Regions from separate parts of the Mus musculus genome. Here region 1 is linked to region 2. The links are chromatin contacts, found by Hi-C in ENCODE. All regions are on one chromosome and are shown on one strand. The core of a region is the stretch at or near the end of the contact, and the rest is flanking DNA. Distances in the headings are between cores, read along the strand shown. Region 1 holds the start of Elac2 (elaC ribonuclease Z 2). Region 2 holds the start of Tvp23b (trans-golgi network vesicle protein 23B).

Region 1 (4,229 bases), core at 1,338-3,837, 2.1 Mb before region 2:
TTCTCCTAAAAAATAAGGAAGAAGTTATGTTTTAAACATAGGGCACAGTAATGTATTCAAGTAAGTACTATATGTACTCTAGGCAAACACAAAACTTAGCTAGTACTTTAAATTTCATCTAGACAGTTATTTGTTGTGCCCAGTGTCATTAGATGCCACCATTTAGCAACAGTAAGAGATATGAAGTTTTTGCTCTCATTAGAACAGAGATGGAGAGGAAGCCAACGATAACACAAACAACTCAGTAACAATCAGGTACTCTGAAAGAAATGAAAGACGGGGCAGACACCAACTTGTGTGGTACACCTCCAGGGGGAATGACTTTTGAAAGCAAGACAAGGGGCAGGGCTGGCCCTCGTGGCTCCAGCTCGATGACACAGGTAGAAGTATGAACAGCAGCCTGGGCTTGTGGGACTTAAAGACCACCCTGTGGATCACACACACACCACACAGGGAAAGCTTAGGGCGGGAAGCAGTGCCCTGCATGTACACCATGTTCTGGCTGCCACACAGGGGAGGACTGCTGAGAAGTAGGAACTGACAAGCAAGGCTAATTTGGTTCACAGAGAGTGAAAGCTCAAGGAGGAAGAAGAGAAGCTAGAGACAAAGTTAGATGTCTTAAGTTGAATAGGAAAGAAAGAACGCTGTAATTCATGAAGTCCTTCTTTGGTACCATAGTGAGTGATTTAGTCCCTCCCATGTACCACTTCACGCAATTCAACTTTAACAACCTATGGATCATTCTGGCCACTTTATAAATTAAGAAATTGGGGCTGAGAGGCAAAGTAGCTCACCCAGGACCACACAGTTAGTATTTACATACTATGAAAGGAGATGTGTTTAACTCCACTACCTGTTATCCTTGAGGGCAGAAGGTTAAGTTACAAAAATGAAGACTGCTACCATTTTTAAAGGAGGTGGTTTTAACGGGTGACCAGGAGACACTCACCAGCTGTGGTGGTCCAGACAGAACACATTTGGGAAGCCCGGTTTCCTTTAAAGTTAAAATCATTCCTTAAAAGAATGTAAAGAGAAAATAAATAAAAATCCAGCACTCTCAACTTAGCCTGCAGGCCCTGTCCGGTATGTGGTATGTGTGTGTGTGTGTGTGTGTGTGTGTGTGTGTGTGTGTGTGTGTGTGTGTGTGCATGGTGGTGGGGTGCTTCTGGCTATACTAGTTATTTACCTACGTGTCCCTGTTCTAGGGTATAAGCAACTATACAATACATAAAGAGAAAATAATGTTAGCATTGATCTAACCATGCATCAGAGCAGGGTCTGCTATGCAAGGGGGAGGAGGGCACAGTCCACTACCTCATTCTCTCCTCTGCCCATACTACTATGCTTTCAAAATCTGGCAGCCACACAGTCTGGATGACAGTATGTGTCTGAATCCAGCTGCAGAGTCTGATCAGCACCCACCACAGCACTCTGTTGTTAAATCTGTGGTCCAGGTGGAGGTTGTAACCATATCAAGGCCTACTTTTCCGAGTCTAGGTTTTCACACCCCCTACTCAAGCTGACTAAGCTAGTGTACCAGGAATTCTATCTCCCCTGGGCTAGGAAGATGAACAAATGAGCTGCAAGCCATGTTAAGCCCCCAGAAACTTCCCACCGGCCCCTGACCTCCAAACACATACTCACCACACAACCCCCCAACATTTGACCAATGCATCCGAGTCAGAAAGATGTTGTCCAAGCGAGCGACTTTCAGTCTAAGAAAAAAACATACATTTCAGCCAGATGAAACAAAGACGACCAGAGACCGTGTCTGCTGAGAAGTCTCATCTGCCTCTCACCTCAGCTTTCAAGCCCATAATCATCTCCACCCCAGAAGCCAGGAGTTGACTCACTTGTGTTCCTGCATAAGTCGTTGGACGCCTTCTCCGCAGTTAAAAAGGTACCTACAGGAGGAACATTACTGTACTTACAAGTATACTCTGTAAAATGCTTTACTGTAGATACAGCGACATAAATGACAGGGTTCTCATACTGCCTAGTAGGTTTTGAGCCCTCTTTGGTTAGTGACGGAAGAGTGTAGTTTGGTATAGATCAATGGGGAGTGATGTCTTTCCCCATCGACTTATGAAACCGGTCTAGCCCACACACTCACGGTGAGGCCCCCGCTTTGGGATGGTGATGGTGAGAGTCGGGGCACGGGAAGTTTTGCCCGGATACCTGAAAGCCATGCTGACTAAGGGAGGTAAGGGATATATACAGGATTGGACAGGAGGCCTCCCGAGCACGTGGCGCTGGGGCCAATCCCCCAGGGCTGTCGGCCCACTCTGACCTGTTGTATTCCGAGAAGACATAGAGAGCAGCCCCCGCGTCCCGGCCGCCCGCCGCCACCACCTGCAGGTACACGGTGTTCGGGCCCCCGGGACCCGGGCCGCGCTTCTCCCGCGTACGCAGGTGTCGCAGTGGGTCTTTGGATGGCCGCGGCCGACGAGCCGAACCCTGCGACATGGTGCGCAGGCCAAGGGGACGCAACAGTGAGCGGAGCGCCCACATGCACCCGACCACACCAGGCTGACAAGGCAGCCAGACCCCTCACGCCGCCACAAGCACCGCCCCTCCACCGCATGGCGGAACTGACCAATCAGCGCGCCGCCGCGCTAGCTGCCCGCCCATCCAAAGCTCCGCATCCAATCGTAACGAGCCTTGGAGCTCGGAGTCTGTCAATCAAGGTGGACGTAGAGTAAGCGAAAGCTAGAGCGTCGCCGGAGGCCCCGCCCCCCTCACCGGTTCCGGCTTTCCCTGTTGACGTTTTCCGGTTACTGTCACTTGGCGGAAGCGGGACTTCTGAGAGTGCAAGTACTCGAAAGGCATTACTGGGAAAGGACTGAGTCTTTTTCAGGTTCATCGTCTTCTGTCAGGAGCTCTGCCCTTCGACAAAAGTATTCCAAGTTTGCATTGTTCTTGCTTATGATGATGGTGACGATCTCATGGGAGATAGATCTGGCTAATTTGATTTCCACCATAAGAACACATTTCAGATGATATTCTTTGTTTTGGCGTGAGAATAGAGATGAAAAGACTAAGTAAACTTCGTAGTGTTGCGTCTTATTGCTGTTATGAGCCGGTCCTCTCTGCCTTGCATTCCTTACTTCAAGACGGAAATAGTTTAACAGTGCTTATCTTTGGGAGATATTTAGAATTAACATGGCTGTGGGGACCTCGAAAGTCGACTTAGGACACCCCAAGACCAAGTTCTCAGAACAAAGGAGATTTATTTTCCCCAGAGAGACAAAAGGCAGTGAATAAGAGACAAAGAAAGAAGATAGAGACTAGGACGAAGAGAAAAGGGTCAAGAGAGAGGAGAGAGGAGTATTTGCACCCGAAACACGAAGGGCTGCCTCTGGATAGGGAGGAGACCGACCCATAGGCAAATAACAGTTCATAAAGGTTAAAAAAAAAATCCGATGTTAGGATAAGTTGGTTTGTTTTGATTGTGTATATTAATTACATAAGCCAAAGGGGGCTTTTCAAGGGGCTGGACTTCAGTGCTTTGTTAGCTGGACCTTAGTGGTCAGCCTCAAGAGGAGAAAATGGTCAAATAAGGGAATAGACCTTGGTGTCTAGCTTTATGGATGTAATCTAATGATTTTTAGCAAGATGGAGGGTATGGCGGTGAAGCCAAGGCCTGCCAGAGTCGTATTTGGCATGCTTGGTTGGCTAAAGGCCCTTTGATGGTCGGTGCTTTGAGTGGCACTAAAGAGATACGCAGAATAAATAATAGAAATTTATGGAGAAGAAAATGTTGCCACCTGCAGGAAATGTATTTAAACAAGTATTCAGGGAGACTGTCAGATGTCTGAGGCTGGACTGTCAGGTGGCTCTGAGGCTGGAGCTGGACAATCAAGATAGTGAGTTGGAGGTGAACCTGGGGCTACATGAGACCCTTTCCCAACTTGGGTGGATGGGCAGGAAGACACACACACTTTTTTTTTTTTTTAATGCTGAGACCAAATGGATCGATCATAGTTCAAGATCACTATTTTTGAGAGGTCGGAGTTTCTGTTGCCAGCACCTACATGGTGACTCACAAGTTATCTTCTGAGACTCCATTCCCACAGAAACTCACATCTTCTGACCTTAGCAGGTATCAGTTAGGCACCTGAAGTACAAACATACATTCACAAAAAACATCCATATACATTTCAAAACAGTAACATCCAGGAATGATGGCTCCCCTGAGGTCAAGCCCAGCCTGGGGTCCTTAGTGGATC
Region 2 (4,099 bases), core at 1,234-3,733:
CCTGTGAGGAAAGTAAATATCTATGATAAAAAAGAAATCCAGTGCTTGTGTGCCTACTACATACAAACCTACACAATCCTCAAAACGGAAGGTGAAGTCACAAGGCACAAGTACTAGGGATTCACAGCGTAGGAAAAAAAGGCACCTACAGAGATCTTCTACCCCAACTCCAGTCATCTGAAGAAAGCCCCCTGTGAGAATCTAATAACCAGTTAACACCAGCCTGAGCCCTGAAAGAGGAACAGATGGTGCCCCCCAATACCAACATCTACTATCAGCTACTCTCTCCCGAGTCACAGAGAAAACTGAAGCTACTGGGGATACACTTAAATGGCTTTTGGCTCCTTCACAATGCTTTCTCTTCTTATCGGAGGCTGAATAACCACTATCGTGACTCTAGGACTTGCTCCATCATTTTCTTCCTATTCTTTCAAGTAGCTCTTTCTAATTAATATATAAAACCTCTCACACCAAATCGATGATCCTGGAAGAGGGATAAAGTGCTCCCAGGAGGATCCCAACGCCTGAAGAATGCTACTGCTAAGATGACTCCTAAAAGACTGCTGGGTTTCTAACACCCTTCTGTGAACTCCTAAGAACAGGTTGGGGTGTAAGTAATGGAAAAAGGCAAGAACAACGGATACAGAGCGGCAGGGAATGGAGAACTTCCAACTAGAATGGATGAGACCGAATTCCAAGTATGCACACGGGTTTTAAGGACAATGAATGGAGAGACATCCAAGATGTTATATGGAGAGTTTTTACTTTTTTAAGATTATAGAGTACACTTGTGGCCCCTTCTGCCTGTAATGCCAGCACTTGAAAGACTGAGTCAAGACAGTTATAATCAGTTGGAGAAGGGTGAAAAAAAAAGAAGAAATTAAAGCATGGCTTTGAGCTAACACCAACAAGATTTTGTGAGGGGCGGGGAAGGGGAGGGAACAATGGAAGGCTACCAACAGTGCAACTCATGAATGCTTCCCAGTGAACAAAGGTAAACCAGCTGTAACCCAACAGTGGAGTACACAGGATCCACAGAAGAACCTGTGGGTGATTAGCAAAGATGCAGGGAGGGGGTTGGTATGAAAATACCAGGGGGAGGGGCTGCTTCTAGGTAATAAGAAAGAAAATTATCAGACAAAAAACAACAACAACAAAAAAAAAAAACAACCAAAAAACACAAAAACCACAAGGGAACAGATGTTTAAGTCTGCAGAGAAATTTTAATGCACAGGTTGCCTGGGGGAAGGAAGGTAATGACTATAAAAAATGTCAAATGCCCAACAGGTGGAAGGACTTATGGTCACAGACCTAGGAGTAGGAAGAAGCGGATCTAAATGCACCTTCAGAGCTGAGCTGAAACCATCAATGAATTTTTTCTACTCCACATTTCCACAAAGTAGACTTTTCTTATCACAGATTCTAGTTGGCCCATCCTGAGACACTTGGTATGTCACTATGTCTTTATTATTATGATCTGAAAATATGTTGTTCCCCAACCTAACCTCTCCCCATCCCAACCCCCACCCCCAGCCATCCTGCCCTTTGCAGATCCCATCTCCTTGAACATCCCAACCTGACAATGAAACCCGTGTGACACAATCTACATGGGAGTTCACAGTAAAAAAAAAATTTTTTTTGTTTTTTTGTTTTGTTTTTTTGGTTTTTCGAGACAGGGTTCTCTGTATAGCCTGTATATCTCTGTATAGCCCTGGCTGTCCTGGAACTCACTCTGTAGATCAGGCTGGTCTCGAACTCAGAAATCCACCTGCCTCTGCCTCCCGAGTGCTGGGATTAAAGGCGTGCGCCACCACGCCCAGCTTCACAGTAAAATTTTAAAGGAAGAAAATATATTACATGTACTAATCTCTGGCCGAAGGACAATTGGCTACATCGACCTCTACGGGTACAAAGGCGATAACCATCGTGATTATCTGTGTACAGCGTAGTAACACTGGAACCCAAGGCTCTGGCAATCTCTCCCTACAGGATCGCCCTGAACTTGTGTATCAGGGCCCTACAGGCCATTCCCCTCATCCGGGCAGGCTATGGGAAGACGGGTTACCCCCGACCTCACACCCAGAGATCCTGCAGCGAGTGTGCTCCACACCCGCTGACAGGAGGCCTCTGTGCCTCCGGGGTCGCCGGTGCACCCTATCCCTCACAGTCCACAAACCCTCTAGCGACAATTTGCCCGGGGCTGGCCCTCCTACCCACCCACCTGCAGTTCCTACAGCTCAGGCAGTGGGCGGGCACACGGACCCAACAGCCTCGGGCGACTGGGCAAGACCCCCAGCCCCAACTCAAGCACCGGCTACCGGCGCTCGGCCGCCATCCCTCACCTGCGACAACATGACGACCCTGCGCCAACCCGCCCCCCACTTCCGAGAGCCACGACAGCAAAGCTGCCACGCGATCCAGCTCTACAGCCGACGTCACAAGCGCACCAGGAAGCCACTTGGTGGGAGGGCGCAACTCCAGAGACCGGAAGGCGATAGGCGGGTCCATACCTTGGGGCGGGGCTCCATAGTGGGCGGGGCGGAAAGAGCTGGTCCACGCGACGGACGCGGGCGGTAGGAGGCGGGGTGTGTGGGCGGGGCCTTGACGCAGAGACTCTGTAGGGGCTGAGGTGGAGGTGGGCGGGGCAAGCGTGAGCAGGGGCAAGGGCTGCACTTCTAAGGAAAAGCAAAACGCTTGGGAATAAACTGGCTAACTTAATGGGTTCTAAAGCGAAGTTTCTTGGGTTATGAATGGAAAATGTTTTTTGCTACCAAAGAAGTACAAACTGTGAGTCATTACCACCAGCAGGGACGCCCTGAGAGAGGCGGAGCTTTATAATTTAACCTTGTAAATGTATTGTATTTTAGTATAGTCTTTCTTAAGCGATTTAAATGTTAAAGAAAATTGAGAAATAAATGTGTCCTTGGAAAGAAATTAAAAAAAAAAAAACCGAGTAAGAAAGAGACAAGAAGACTAGCGTAAGCAGTGAGGGTACTGCTGTAAGGGGCATAACCTCAGAACAAGAAGAGAGGCCAGTATCGCGCCTCTGCCCTCCATGTACCAATTATATAACCAATCTCTATGTACATCCTTCCTCGGCTGTAAAGTGGGAAGGACGGTGATGGCTTTACAGAGCATTTAGTAAAGTGGCACAAATTTGCTTTTATTACTGTTTTAAGTCACCTGCTGATGGCATGATCATGCCTAGACCTAAAATTCAGAGATTTTTTTTTTTTTTTTTTTTGGTTTTTCGAGACAAATTCAGAGAGTTTAAAGCCATCTTTGCAACTGTAATGATAGAGATATTCTGTTTGCTCAACTATGTCAGACTGTTGGAGGCTCATGCAATGTCCCTCTCACCTTTTCTTAACTGAAGGGACTCTTCACAGAACCCGGGGTTTTATCTGGTTCTTTGCCAGGACTATGTCAAACCCAGTGTTACAATAATGAAGAAACATGGACCTAGTTCCCAAAAAAGAGAAAGCAGGCAAGGTAATTGCGCATCTTCGTGTGAAGCTGGACAAATGACCTATGTCCTAACCTGCTTGGACAAAGATTTTGGTGGCCCACCCTGTGTTGTGAGGTTGTGTGGAAAAAAAATTTTTTTGGTTCTCACTTTTTATATGAATGCAATTTGAATTCACTACCATATTTTAAGATATAGAGCATTTGACAAGAAAGTGAATTTCCCACTTGTTAGGATTTTTGTCTTCCTTTTTGGAGGACTGGTGTGTGTGTGTTGGGGGGGGGGTTCTTTGCTTGCTTTTGAAACAGGGTGTTGCCTCCTAGTACCAACTGACTAGATGCTCTGTCCTCCTGCCTTGCCCCTATCTCCCCTCACCCTCAAGAACTGGAACTTAATGACGGGGAAAGTCTGCCTGGGGTGTTGAGCCTCTATGTAGGGACTGTACTCTTTGTCCAGATCCTGAGCCCTTCTGTGAGCATATCCACCAGTGAGCCTGTAAACTACTCTTTACAAAATTACCTACCTTGCCCCTGACAGCACCCCCTGAGTATTTAAATAGGAGTCTCAATATACTTGAGAGTAAAGCCTCCTTTGTAGAAAATGAAGCGTATTTTCTTCATTTTTTTTCCTTTT

Evidence for each region. A loop is a pair of places that touch in the nucleus more often than their neighbours do.
Region 1: a map of heart shows a loop between it and region 2 (4-fold over the local background). The contact joins the promoter of Elac2 here to the promoter of Tvp23b in region 2. A Hi-C loop is called at or near these places in 2 of 37 maps with a recorded cell type or tissue (heart and v-Abl transformed pro-B cells).

The regions. Positions count from the first base shown.
Region 1 is chr11:64,977,393-64,981,621 of GRCm38, reverse strand. It overlaps Elac2 (elaC ribonuclease Z 2), which reads right to left and starts at 2,587. Exons shown (of 24, transcript NM_001362983.1): 1 at 2,291-2,587; 2 at 1,854-1,904; 3 at 1,645-1,715; 4 at 950-1,014; 5 at 1-5. The coding sequence starts at 2,511.
Region 2 is chr11:62,877,839-62,881,937 of GRCm38, reverse strand. It overlaps Tvp23b (trans-golgi network vesicle protein 23B), which reads right to left and starts at 2,483. Exons shown (of 7, transcript NM_026210.5): 1 at 2,343-2,483; 2 at 1. The coding sequence starts at 2,354.